2 separate regions of the Homo sapiens genome follow, and region 2 is linked to region 1. A link is a contact called in ENCODE Hi-C data. All regions are on one chromosome and are shown on one strand. The core of a region is the stretch at or near the end of the contact, and the rest is flanking DNA. Distances in the headings are between cores, read along the strand shown.

Region 1 (5,922 bases), core at 843-3,342:
GGATTACAGGCATGCACTACCATGCCCGGCTATTTTTGTATTTTTAGTAGAGATGGGGTTTCACCATGTTGGCCAGGTTGGTCTCGAACTCCCGACCTCAGGTGATCCGCCTGCCTCAGCCTCCCGAAGTGCTGGGATTACAGGCGTGAGTCATCACGCCAGGCCTTTTGTTGTACTTTTAAGAAGTCAAAAGCTGGGGCAGGGATCGGGGGAGGTTGGGAGGTGGATGAGGGATAAAAGACAACATATTGGGTACAGTGTACACTGCTGGGGTGATGGGTGCACTAAAATCTCAGAATTCGCCACTAAAGAACTCAGTGATGTAACCAAAATCCACCTGTACTCCCAAAAACTATTGAAATAATAAAATAAATAAAAGGTCAGAAGCAAAGAGAATTAACAGGCAACCCACAGAAGAAAATATTACTAGTTAACATGCCTGCAAATGTTTTCACCCCCTGGTGATCAAATAAATACTAACTGATGTAAGATGCCATTTCTTGGCCTTCATTAGTGAAAGTTTTTGTAAATGGTAATTGTGAATGCTGGAAACTGTTTCTTGAACAGTCACTTTCCTACATTGCTGTGGCCTCTTTTCGGGAAGCAATTGGACAGTGTTTCCCAGGGGCGGCCAAAAGATCCATTCCATTTGATTCCATGATTCCACTTCTAAAACTCTCTCCCAAGGAAATAATCAGAGATGTGGTCACAATTTCTATACAAAGATGCTGTTACAACATCTGAAAAAAAAAAAAAAAAACAGTGGCAGAAACAAATTAAAACTAGCTTAAATGTCTAACCATAGGCATTGATAAAATAAAAGGGTTTTTGCTAACTTAGAAGAATGCTTATGCTAAGTGAGAAGGGATGCAAAATTGTATATCCAGTGGGACCACAAATGTGTACAAAATTGTGCAGAATAAAAGGACTTGAGATACTCATGACAAGAGTCATAAAGAGAAAAATTTCCAAGTATGACAAGGGCCTCTCTCTGGGACAGATATGGGGCCATGTCATATACTATTGTTGGAGCACAGAAAACAATTCCCCACAATATGACACTTCCCATGCAGACCTGAAGAAGCAGCCTCAAGGTCTCTCTGATCCCTCTCCTCCTGCCTGTCAACCTTCTGTCTCTCTCAAAGCACTGGAGGAGGCTATTCTCTGACGCTCCCCTATCTACCTAGAAAACAGACCCCTAGTGAGGAACACAGCTGCCTCTGTTGACTTAAAAGGAAGAAGCTGAGGCAACATTCATTTAAGTACAAAGTTTATTTGGGCCAAGCTTGAGGATTGCATCCCAGGAGCATAGATTCAAATTGCTCTGAATATACACTCCAATTAGCAGCAGTTAAAAGTAAATTTTTAAAGGAAAAGAAGAGGCAGTTCCTGAGTTGTTTATCAAGAACGTGTAGTAAAATAACAAGTTTTGATTGGGTATAGGTTGTTCTTTTTATCACACATTTCAGGAACATGAAGATAATGAGTGAGGCAGCTAGGCAGGAACAAAATAACTTTTTTTTTCTTTTCTTTTTTTGTTTTTTGAGACAGAGTCTTGTTCTGTGGCCCAGGCTGGAGTGCAATGGTGTAATCTCAGCTCGCCACAACCTCCACCTCCTGAGTTCAAGCGATTCTCCTGCCTCAGCCTCCTAAGTAGCTGGGATTACAGGCATGCGCCACCACGCCCGGCTAATTTTTGTATTTTTAGTAGAGATGGGGTTTCACCATGTTGGTCAGGCTGGTTTTGAACTCCTGACCTTGTGATCTGCTGGTCTTGGCCTCCCAAAGTGCTGGTGTGTCTGGAATTGGTTACTTCTGGTGCGTTCTTCGTCTCGCTGACTTCAAGAATGAAGCCACGGACCCTCGCGGTGAGTGTTACAGTTCTTAAAGATGGTGTGTCCAGAGTTTGCTCCTTCAGATGTTCAGATGTGTCCCGAGTTTCTTCTTCCAGTGGGTTCGTGGTCTCGCTAACTTCAGGAGTGAAGCTGCAGACCTTAGCAGTGAGTGTTACAACTCTTAAAGGTGGCGCGTCCAGAGTTGTTTGTTCCTCCCGATGGGTTTGTGGTCTCGCTGACTTCAGGAGTGAAGCCACAGACCTTCACAGTGAGTGTTACAATAAAGCTAGTGGGGACCCAAAGAGTGAGCAGCAGCAAGATTTATTGTGAAGAGCCAAAGATCAAAGCTTCCACATCCTGCAAGGGGACCCCAACGGTTTGCAGCTGCTGGCTCAGGTGGCCAGCGTTTATTCCCTTATTTGGCCCTGACCACATCCTGCTGATTAGTCCATTTTACAGAGTGCTGATTGGTCGTTTTTACAGAGTGCTGATTGGTGCGTTTACAAACCTTTAGCTAGACACAGAGTGCTGATTGGTGCGTTTTTACAGAGTGCTGATTGGTGCGTTTTTACTGAGCGCTGATTGGTGCGTTTACAAACCTTTAGCTAGACACAGAGCGCTGATTGGTGTGTTTACAATCCTTTAGTTAGACAGAAAAGTTCTCCAAGTCCCCACCCAACCCAGAAGCCCAGCTGGCTTCACCTCTCACTGGGATTACAGGCGTGAGCCACCACGCCCAACCGGTAGGAACAAAATAACTTTAAACAATTGTCCCCAGGTGTAGGCACCGGCTACAGGGGGCCAGGGAATGACTGGAATTCCATACCCATGTCTCTGTGGGTCTGCAGATCTCTCAGTTCTCAGCCTGCTCTGAGCTATTTTTCTTTTCTCATATCCCCCCTGTTGATCAAAATTATTCCCATGGCAGCATTGATGATCAGTCTCTGTGCAGGTGGCAGTGATAGATGTCCTTCATCCCTCAGTGCTGGGAAGTCTCATTCCTGGGTAGTCCTCATTCAAGCCACTGATTTATATAAATGCTGTTGTTGCTTGTTGAATCATCTCCACTCTTCAGAATATCATTTTCTGGTTTTCTTGGAAGAAGCAAAACCCTGAGAGATACATAGTAACAAAGCCTATTCCATTGGGGATTCAGTTCAAATTGTAGGAAAATAATAAAAGAACTCAAAAACAATGGTCGGGGGCTGGAATCTAATAACAGGTGTTCTATAGCTTTCTTCAGGAGCCTAACTTTTTTCTCCAGTCCCTATTTTTACCAAAGTTTAGTATTATACTTGGCCTGATTATTTGCATAAAGTGCAGCAAGAATAGTGATTGGCCATATAGACCCTTTTAAGTTGACTTTGCTGGAACGTTCAGAAGGAATTTCAGATTAGACTTTTAAAAGTCTCAAGGCTAGGACATCAAACCAAGGATTCACCGCTAGACTGCACCTGTAATACTTGTACAAATTGGGTGAATTTCTCTCTTCCCAAGGTCCCCAAAATATCTTTTGGTTCCTGGGCATATCAGAAAGACACATTCTTTATTTACTGCAAGATTAGAAACCTTGAAAGGGAACTATGTAGACAAGATAGCAGGCCAGTTTTGCCAAGAGGCTTTTTATCAGCTCTATAAAGTCCATTTCAATTCCTCAAAGCAGTGTTATCATATCTGAAAATACGTCATTCCAGTCAGAATCTTGATTTGAAAAAAAAATTGTCTTAAATTGTATCCTGTGACAGAAAACAGATTCTTACTGAACTAATGCAAATAACTTGATTGCCATAAAATACGAATACTCATGAAGATTTTCCAAGTTTTGGGGAAATCAGGTAGAGATAAAGGCAAATGTTTCCATTTTGTTTACAAAGGTATATTTTATCCAGTTTCTATAAGCTACAAATAGTTCAAAAGAGAAAAGTTTTCTTGACTGTGGAAATCAAAATATAAAAAGAATCAGCAATGTTTTGGGCAAAAAATCATAAAAGTCATTTCAGTCCTCTATCAGTTCAGTCCCATGTAATTAATTCTTGTCTTGCTTGATGTTGGGTTAGCAATCTTCATGAATGCATTAGTTTATTAGAGTTCTGAATGTTTTTACTTGGTCCAATGATACGATCTTTGAAGTTATCAAAAACCTGTATTCAAGAGTACAGGGCCGGCCGGGCGCGGTGGCTCACACTTGTAATCCCAGCACTTTGGGAGGCCGAGGCGGGCGGATCACGAGGTCAGGAGATCGAGACCATCCTAGCTAACACGGTGAAACCCCGTCTCTACTAAAAATAGAAAAAATTAGCCGGGCGTGGTGGCGGGCGCCTGTAGTTCCAGCTACTCGGGAGGCTGTGGCAGGAGAATGGCGTGAACCCAGGAGGCGGAGCTTGCAGTGAGCTGAGATCAGGCCACTGCACTCCAGCCTGGGCGAAAGAGCAAGACTCCGTCTCAAAAAAAAAAAAGAGTACAGGGCCAGGGTCCTTTTCCATGAATCTCTTTGAAGAAAAAGCAAATTTGAACTGCAGCCAGTTGTAAATCACTTTTTGAGAAGAATCAAAATAGAGCAATAATTGTCTATGAATGGCAAAAGACTTCGGGTAGCTATAGTTAAAGATGTAATTAACAAGGAAATTTGATTATTTCTGTGGCATACAATAATTTAACATAATAACTATAATTATGTGTGACAACATAGACGTATCAGAATGTTAGGAATCTCATAACTTGAGAACACACATTCATAACGTATCTATACAAATATAACTCAAACAAATTTAAACACCATTTCTTATTTGACAAAGCTTCCTGTATGACTTTAACATACCACGGTGGCTTAATATGTTTCTCTTGGGCCACAGGAGTTCCTTCTTAAAAAGGAAGATTTAGCACACTTAATTAAAATAGGATCACAGGTCAGTGTAAAACAATAGTCATTTATTTTGCCAAAGTGATAATTTAAAGATTTCAAAAAGCACCCTCTTTACTCTTTGATAGAGAAGAGACCCGGTTTTCCAATCAAAAGGCCTAATAAAGACAGCATGAAGAATGAGATGAACGGAGTCTTTTTTTCTCTTTTTTTTTTTTGCAGTTTACTCAAAAGGTAAACATGAGTCTTTTATTATCTTATTAATATTATATGAAACTCATGTTCAAAAGATAAAACCAAATTCTACCTTTGTATCAGCATATTATTAATGCTAAAGGTAATTTAATAAAACCTAATTATCAACAAATCCATCCAATCTCAATCATCTTTGGCCACATAAGATTTCCATAAACCTTTTATAAACTCATATAATTTTATATTAAAGAATAGATGGATGCTTCAAGAAAACCCTGTCATTCCAACATTAAGGCCCATACTCTGACCCTGCATCAATGTGCTTTTCATATTAATGCACAGTTTCCTCAGTTTTTGGAAAAACTAAATAATTCCCTTCTAATTTTAGCCAACTTGATCACACACAAAATTCCTTTCATGAGATTAATCTTCCACAAATCTTTGTTTTTTTTTTTGAAACAGAGTCTTGCTTTGTCGCCTAGGCTGGAGTGCAGTGGCACGATCTCAGCTCACTGCAACCTCTGCCTCCCAGGTTCAAGGGATTCTCCTGCCTCAGCCTCCCCCAGTAGCTGGGATTACAGGTGCGCACCACCACACCCAGCTAATTTTTTGTATGTTTACTAGAGAGGGGGTTTCACCATACTGGTCAGGCTGGTCTCAAACTCCTGACCGCAAGTGATCCACCTGCCTTGGCCTCCCAAAGTGCTGGGATTACGAGCATAAGCCACCGCGCCCGGCCTCCTCATTTATTTCTACCTTTTTGTGCTTCTATCTTGGGTCACCATGCCCGGCCGTATCTCCCACAAACCTTCTACAGTTCATGTAACCTTCAATTTTGGCCTATACTTCCTTTTTCCTATTGGCATTCCACCTTAGGAAAAAAGTTTATTTTCTCCCTTATCATTTTGACCACACAAAATTCTTTCTCATGTAAAAGAAAACAAATTACTCTGTCTTTTCAATTTTCTTTTATTTTCTGTATATAAAATTGTTTATTTTGTAACTAGTAGTTTTAATTACATATATTAACTC
Region 2 (6,556 bases), core at 1-2,500, 1.8 Mb after region 1:
ACGATATGGTTTGGCTGTGTCCCCACCCAAATCTCCTCTTGAATTGTAGTTCCCATAATCCCCATGTGTGGTGGGAGGGACCTCTCGGGAGGTAATTGAATCATGGGGGCAGTTTACCCCATACTATTCTCATGATAGTGAGTAAGCTCTATTTGATCAGAACTTTAAGTGGGTTCTGAATATGTTACGAGTAGCAATTTTATCAGAAATTATTTGTGTCTGTGGGTGTGTTTGGTGGGGAATTGAAGTAGGTGGTTTTCTGATGATATTGGAAGCATTTCATGAACCGGGATATTTCGAAACTGCATCTCCTTGATACCGCCAGGTGAAGAAGGACGTGTTTGCTTCCCCTAATGCCATGATTGTAAGTTTTTTAAGGCTTCCCCAGCCATGCAAAACTGTGAGTCAATTAAACCTCTTTTCTTTATAAATTCCCGTCACAGGTATGTCTTTATTAGCAATGTGAGGACAGACTAATATACCCTACCAAATTCTCTAGGTCATGTCTCCAGAGAGGCTTCCACTGACCTCATCCCCACACAAACCTCCCCCATCTCCCAACCTCAGAGCACCTCGTACTTGATTAAGGTCCCTCCCTCTTCACATGGGATTGTTCACCAGCTGTCTCCCTGCCCCGGCACAGTGCCTGGCTCGGAGAGCACACTCGGTCATTCATTTATGAATTGTTTCTCTGGAATGTCTTCAGAATGGATTGCCACATCCAAAAAGATCAGGTTACAAAGCTGGTATAGCATATTCCCAGGAAAAAATAAAACTGGGCTATATGTCCAGAGAGTGGTTGGGGAAAGACTAGAATGTGCTTTTCAAACCTTTGTTGCTCTTTTTCATGAAATGGTCTTAGAAGGACCCACAGGCACACCTAGGTCTCCCATGCCACCTTTGCTGAAACCACCTGGGCAGCCCTATGTGGCTGGAGAGAGGGTGAGATTCTCATCTCAAAGCCCCAGATTCACTAACTCTAACCCCTAAATGACTGCTTAACCTCGTGGGGTCTTGGTTTCCTCCTACCATCTTGCATGGTGGTTGAGAGGCTTAAAGAGGAACCTAAAGCACCTGCTCAGGTGAGTACTCAGTAAATGCAACAGCCAAGAGGCAGACTGGATGGAACAGGACAGGAAGGCTGAGCCCCACACAGGGAGACCCTGCCCCATCCACCACCACCTCCTTCCTCTACCTTCCTGACACCCCCTACAGGCACCGTCAAGGGACAACCCTACAAAGCCACAAACCCACAGGAAACCAAGCCCATTGCCCTGACACAAACCTACCTCCTCTGCAAAAGGTGACCCTGCTCATTGCACCAGGCAGAGAACAAGGGAAGGGAAGTGGCCCAGCAGTGGCCCTGAGTCAGGCTGCATGGGTCTCTTGGGGTATCACTCCTGCCCCCAGACCAAAAGCAACAGCTAAACCAAGAGCTGCCACTCAAAAGAAGAGACTATTCTATGCCAGGTAGTATGCTGGGTACACCTCATCTCAATCCATCCTCAAAGCCTCCTTGTAAAACAGGTAGCAATATTATCCCCATATGACAGATAAGGAAACTGAGGCTCAAAGAGGTGAAGTCACTTTCTTAAAATCCATAGCTTGTAAATGACAGAGTCAGGACTTGAACCCAGGTCTCTCTGAATCTAAGACCAGTTCCCAGCTGCCCAAAGAACTGTGTCTGTTTTGTTTTCTATCCCTAGGACCAGCAGCATGCCTGACATCCTCTTAGAAGCCATGCAAGAACATTTGCAGGGATAAACAGCAGGCTCCTTCCTGCACAACAAGCCATGACCCTCTTAGAACAAAGCATATTGACAGAAAATTAAGTGCCACTGAATTAGCCCCAACACTTTCATAAACAGCAGTTTTGAAATACCCCAGTTCATGAAATGCTTCCAATATCAGAAAACCACCAACTTCAATTCCCCACCAAACATACCCACAAACAGAAATAATTTCTGATAAAATTGCTACTCGTAACATTCAGAACCCACAAAAAATTCTCATCAAATAGAAATGAGAGTTGTTTATCAACATTCAAGAGAACATAATGAAGCTTCCTTTAGAACATTCTGTGCACGTGAAGTCTTCTTTCTTATTGAGATTTTCACTATAAAATCTTATCAGCTGCTGAACAGGAGAGAAACTTGGAGGTGAGGATAGGCAATGGGGACCGATACCTGTGCTACAAGAAGAATTAAGCACCATAACAACACAGACACCCCTCTCCCATCAGATAATTTACTACAATTCAACAAACATGCACCAAGTAATAAGTCACCATTTATATAGCTCTCACTGTGTAGCAGGAACTGTTTCAAACTGTCCAAATTACCTAGTATTCTGCAGCCCTGTGACAAGGGTATTCTTAGTACCCCCATTTTAATGGACCAGCAGGAAGGGGTGAAGTACTTTGACCAACATGACCCAATTAGCAAGTGGGGGTGGAGGTTGTAGCAAGTGGATGTTGCAGCTAATTCAGTGACATTTAATTTTCTGTCAACGTGCTTTGTTCTCAGAGGGCCATGGCACATTGAGCAGGGAGGAGTCTAGCTGCTCAAGTCCCAAGCTTAGTATAAAAACTTTTTCTTTTTCAACTGCTACTTGCTGGCTCTTGGCCAACTCATTGCATCATTTTGGAATCTCCCCTTTATTAACGTGCAAAGACCCCTTAAGAAGTCCCAGAAAAGGCCCCAGCCATCAGGTCGTTTCTGTCTCACCTCTGCTGAAATGAGTCAAGAGACTAGCAAGTAACCACACCACCAAGAACAAGAAGGGGTAGTCAGTGACTTCCAAGCAAAGGGCAACTTCTTTTTGTGGTTTCTACATCCTTTCTATACTCACCACCCCGTGTGGGCTTGATATGACTAGATGCTGAACAGGGCGCTCCTTGACAGACACCTACCAAACACCTCCTGTGTGCACAAGGCTTTGTGAGATGTGCTGGTGGACGCAGTTCACATTTCTTAGGCTTCCTCTCAAGAAAGCAGTTCCAGAAAGGGTGGAGGGGAGGGTCATGCTGAGAGAGGAAGAGACCAGGGGCTCGAAGAGTAACACTAATTACAGGCCTGGAGTACATAAACCAAGATGAGCTTACTGCCAGGTTACTACCAGGTCACTATCAGGTTACCACCAGCTCAGTACAGAAGGAAGTCCTTCTCAGGTGCAGACATTTGCAGAGTCCCTCAATGTCTCAGTGGCTCCCCCATCCCTTGAGGAGCTCCTAGCCAAGCAAAGGAGACACTGTAACAAGCCCAGGTGATAACTGGGAGACCAGGGCCTATGGGTGCCAGCGTGGTGAGGGAAGGGACATCCAAAGTGGGCTGTGGAAGGGGTGAAATCAGGATATGCAGATGGAGGAGCAGGGGTCAAAGAAAAGTCAATTGGCATCAGAGAGGGAGAGCAGCAGCAACGCAAGCTCCATTCATTCATTCATTCATTCAACAGCATCCTAGTGCCTGTTCCATGCCAGACCCTGTGCTGAGCCTCAAACATGAATCTCACACAGCCCCTTCCCTCACAGAGCTCTAGCCAGCGGGGAAGAAGACTGTGAATGGCATCAGTCACACACTGTGACCATGGCTGTGACAGACAGATGTACAGGGAGGGACCCGCCCTGGCCTTGGGAGGATGGGTGATGCCCAAGGAGATGAGCCTGTGCAGACAGGAGGAGGAGGGGTCTGGGCAAGTTCAGGGAAAGCAGACGATTCAATAAGGTAAGGGACAGTGTTATGGAGTGAATGTTTATGTCCCCCCAAATTGATACATTGAAACCCTATGGTGGGTAATTAGGTCATCAGGGTGAAGCCCTCATGATGAGATTAGTGACCTTATAAGAAGGGACAGGAAACCAGGCTCGGTGGCTCACACCTGTAATCCCAGCTCTTTGGGAGGCCGGGGAAGGTGGATTGCTTGAGCTCAGTTCAAGACCAGCTTGGGCAACATAATGAGACCTCATCTCTACAAAATTAAAAAAATTAGTCAGGTGTGGTGGTGCATATTTGTAGTCCCAGCTACTTGGGAGGCTGAGGTGGGAGGATCACTTGAGCCCGGGAGCTCAAAGCTGCAATGAACAGTGATTACACCACTGCACTCCAGCCTGGGTAACAGAGCGAGACCCTGTCTCAGAAAAAAAAAAAAAAAAGAAAGAAAGAAAGAAAGAAAAGAAAAGAAAAAAAGGAGGGGGACACAAGAGAGCTTATTTCCTTTCTCTCTCCACCATGCGAGGGCACAGTAAGAAGGCAGCCTCCTGCGAACCAGGAAGAGGGGCCTCACCATGAACCAAGTTGTCTGGCACCATGATCTCAGACTTCCAGCCTCCAGAACGGTGAGAAATAAGCTTCTGTTGTTTCAGCCCCTCTGTCTATGGTATTTCTGCTATGGCAGCCAAATGGTCTGAGACAGTAGGTAACAGCAGGAGCATCAGGAGATAAGGCCACATGTGTGATGACAAGGAGTCTGTGCTTTATCCTGGGCCAGCGGGGAGCCCCTGGAGCAGTGGAGTGACAGTGTGAGTTTCGGAAACATATCACCGTTTCTAGATACAACTGCTCCTTTCCCCAAACACTTCCTATAACTCCACAGCCATCCCGAGGAAGAAGGGAGCAGATATGACCTGGAGATGCCTAGGAAGGCACAGGTCCCTCAAGGTCTGCTCACAGAGACTTGGAGGTCAGGCCAGTGCCAGCTCCCAAGGCAGCCCTTCCTCCCGCTCAGCTCAGCTCAGCTCAGCCAGTGATGGTCCTGGAGGCTCCAGGTTCCCAGGTCCCATCTTAGTAATACAAGGACTCTTGAAGGTTGAGACAGAACAAAGAGCTAAACATGATACAGGCAGATAACAATACCACAGATATCTAGACACACAGATACAGGTGCCCTGCGAAGGGGTGCTGGCTGATGTCTAAAATGGAACAGGGCCAGGTGCAGTGGCTCACGCCTGTAATTCCAGCACTTTGGGAGGCTGAGGCAGGCGCATCACCTGAGGTCAGGAGTTTGAGACCAGTCTGGCCAACATGGTGAAACTCCGTCTGTACTAAAAATACAAAAATTAGCCGGGCTTGGTGGCGGGTGCCTGTAATACCAACTACTTGGGAGGCCGAGGCAGGAGAGTCGCTTGAACCTGGGAGGCAGAGGTTACAGTGAGCCAAGATCATGCCATTGCACTCCAGCCTGGGTGACAGAGCAAGACTCTGTCTCAATAAATAAATAAATAAATAAATAAATAAATTTAAAAAAGAAAGTAAAATGGAACAGAAACTTCAGTACTCAGGGTGCTGGGACTTGGTTTTCAAACCACCTTCCATGGAGTCCTGGTGCTCCTTGAAGATGTTTGGGAGGGCCAGGAGTCAAAGGTCTGGAGCAACAGATGCTTGACTTCTTTTTTCTAGGTGTAATAATTTTAAACTGTGAAAACATCACACCAACTCAAATGGGCTGCAAACCCAATATTAACCCTGGTAGACCCCACTGCAGGGACCTGGGCTGCCAGGTGAACACTCAGCTTTGTGCAGGGCTTGGGGGACAGCCTCTCCTGTCATCTCCAGTGAAATGCACTCTGAGAATGCAAGACAAGTCACTCCCAAAAACGGAATCACAAATGCGGTATGCAAATCGTCACAACAGAATATTTTCACAACCACAACAAAGTCCATTAATACTCAAGATGCCACAGCTGTTCAGATTGCAACTGTCACCCTATACTTTTCGTTTTGAAAGTTGAATTCATCAGAGCAACCTCACTGTCCTCACTGACTGACCTTATAACTGGTAAATGTTGTCAGTTTAAAGTCATAAGATAAATGTGAGAATAAACCATCACTTCTCTGTTTTGTATATTGGAGCAGGGTGGTTTAGCTATGTAAAAATTTTATTTTTGAAAAGACTTCATTTTGCAGATGGGAAAACAAACCCAAAGAGAGGTGAGTGTATCACACTGTCCTGTGAGTATCATCCCTTCTCAATAGGCAGAAACCAGGTGCCCAGCACATAGCAGACACTCCACAAATGCCCTAGGGAAGGAAGAACCGCTCCCAGGCACCACAGCCAGGAAGGGGGCATGCCTCGAACACACGCCTCCCTACTCCCAGCCCACTGCTGGTTTTCAGACTCTGCCGCCTTCCCTCCTTTCCTAGAAATGACAATACAGCCCACACTCAGCATCACAAGGAGGGAGAGAGGGCAAGGCAAGTGCAGTATAAGAGCCAGGGTGCCTTCCCTCTTCCTCAAGAAAATACTAGAAGCCAAGCACACCCTCCACCCTGAGCGCCAGTGTGGGATGGGTGCTATATGGACGGGAAGAGCTGCTGTCTGCACTCTAGGAAACAAGGGTCCCCCGCGCTCACCTGTAGATTCAGCAAGAGAGCAGGGGTGATTGTGCCTATCGAAGGGAAGCAACCAATTGTCAACTATTTTAGAAACAGCCAAACAGAATGCATAACTACAGGATAAGTGGAGTGATGGTTAATATTGAGTGTCAACTCGATTGGACAGAAGGATAGAAAGTATTGTTCCTGAGTGTGTCTGTGAGGATCTTACCAAAGGAGATTCACAT

Evidence for each region. A loop is a pair of places that touch in the nucleus more often than their neighbours do. Pooled maps may share reads with other maps.
Region 2: a map with no recorded cell type shows a loop between it and region 1 (8-fold over the local background). The contact joins two enhancer-like sites. A Hi-C loop is called at or near these places in 5 of 37 single-sample maps with no recorded cell type and 3 of 50 pooled maps.

The regions. Positions count from the first base shown.
Region 1 is chr4:4,346,604-4,352,525 of GRCh38, forward strand. No RefSeq gene overlaps it. Among named protein-coding and RNA genes, the nearest start is that of NSG1, 38 kb to the right of the region's middle. Within about 2 kb of position 2,093, at least 3 of the 41 ENCODE cell types and tissues checked have a DNase peak (open chromatin) inside an H3K27ac peak, as active enhancers do.
Region 2 is chr4:6,178,277-6,184,832 of GRCh38, forward strand. All of the region lies in intron 1 of JAKMIP1 (janus kinase and microtubule interacting protein 1), which reads right to left. Among named protein-coding and RNA genes, the nearest start is that of JAKMIP1, 19 kb to the right of the region's middle. RefSeq lists an enhancer at 2,503-2,792. Within about 2 kb of position 1,251, at least 5 of the 41 ENCODE cell types and tissues checked have a DNase peak (open chromatin) inside an H3K27ac peak, as active enhancers do.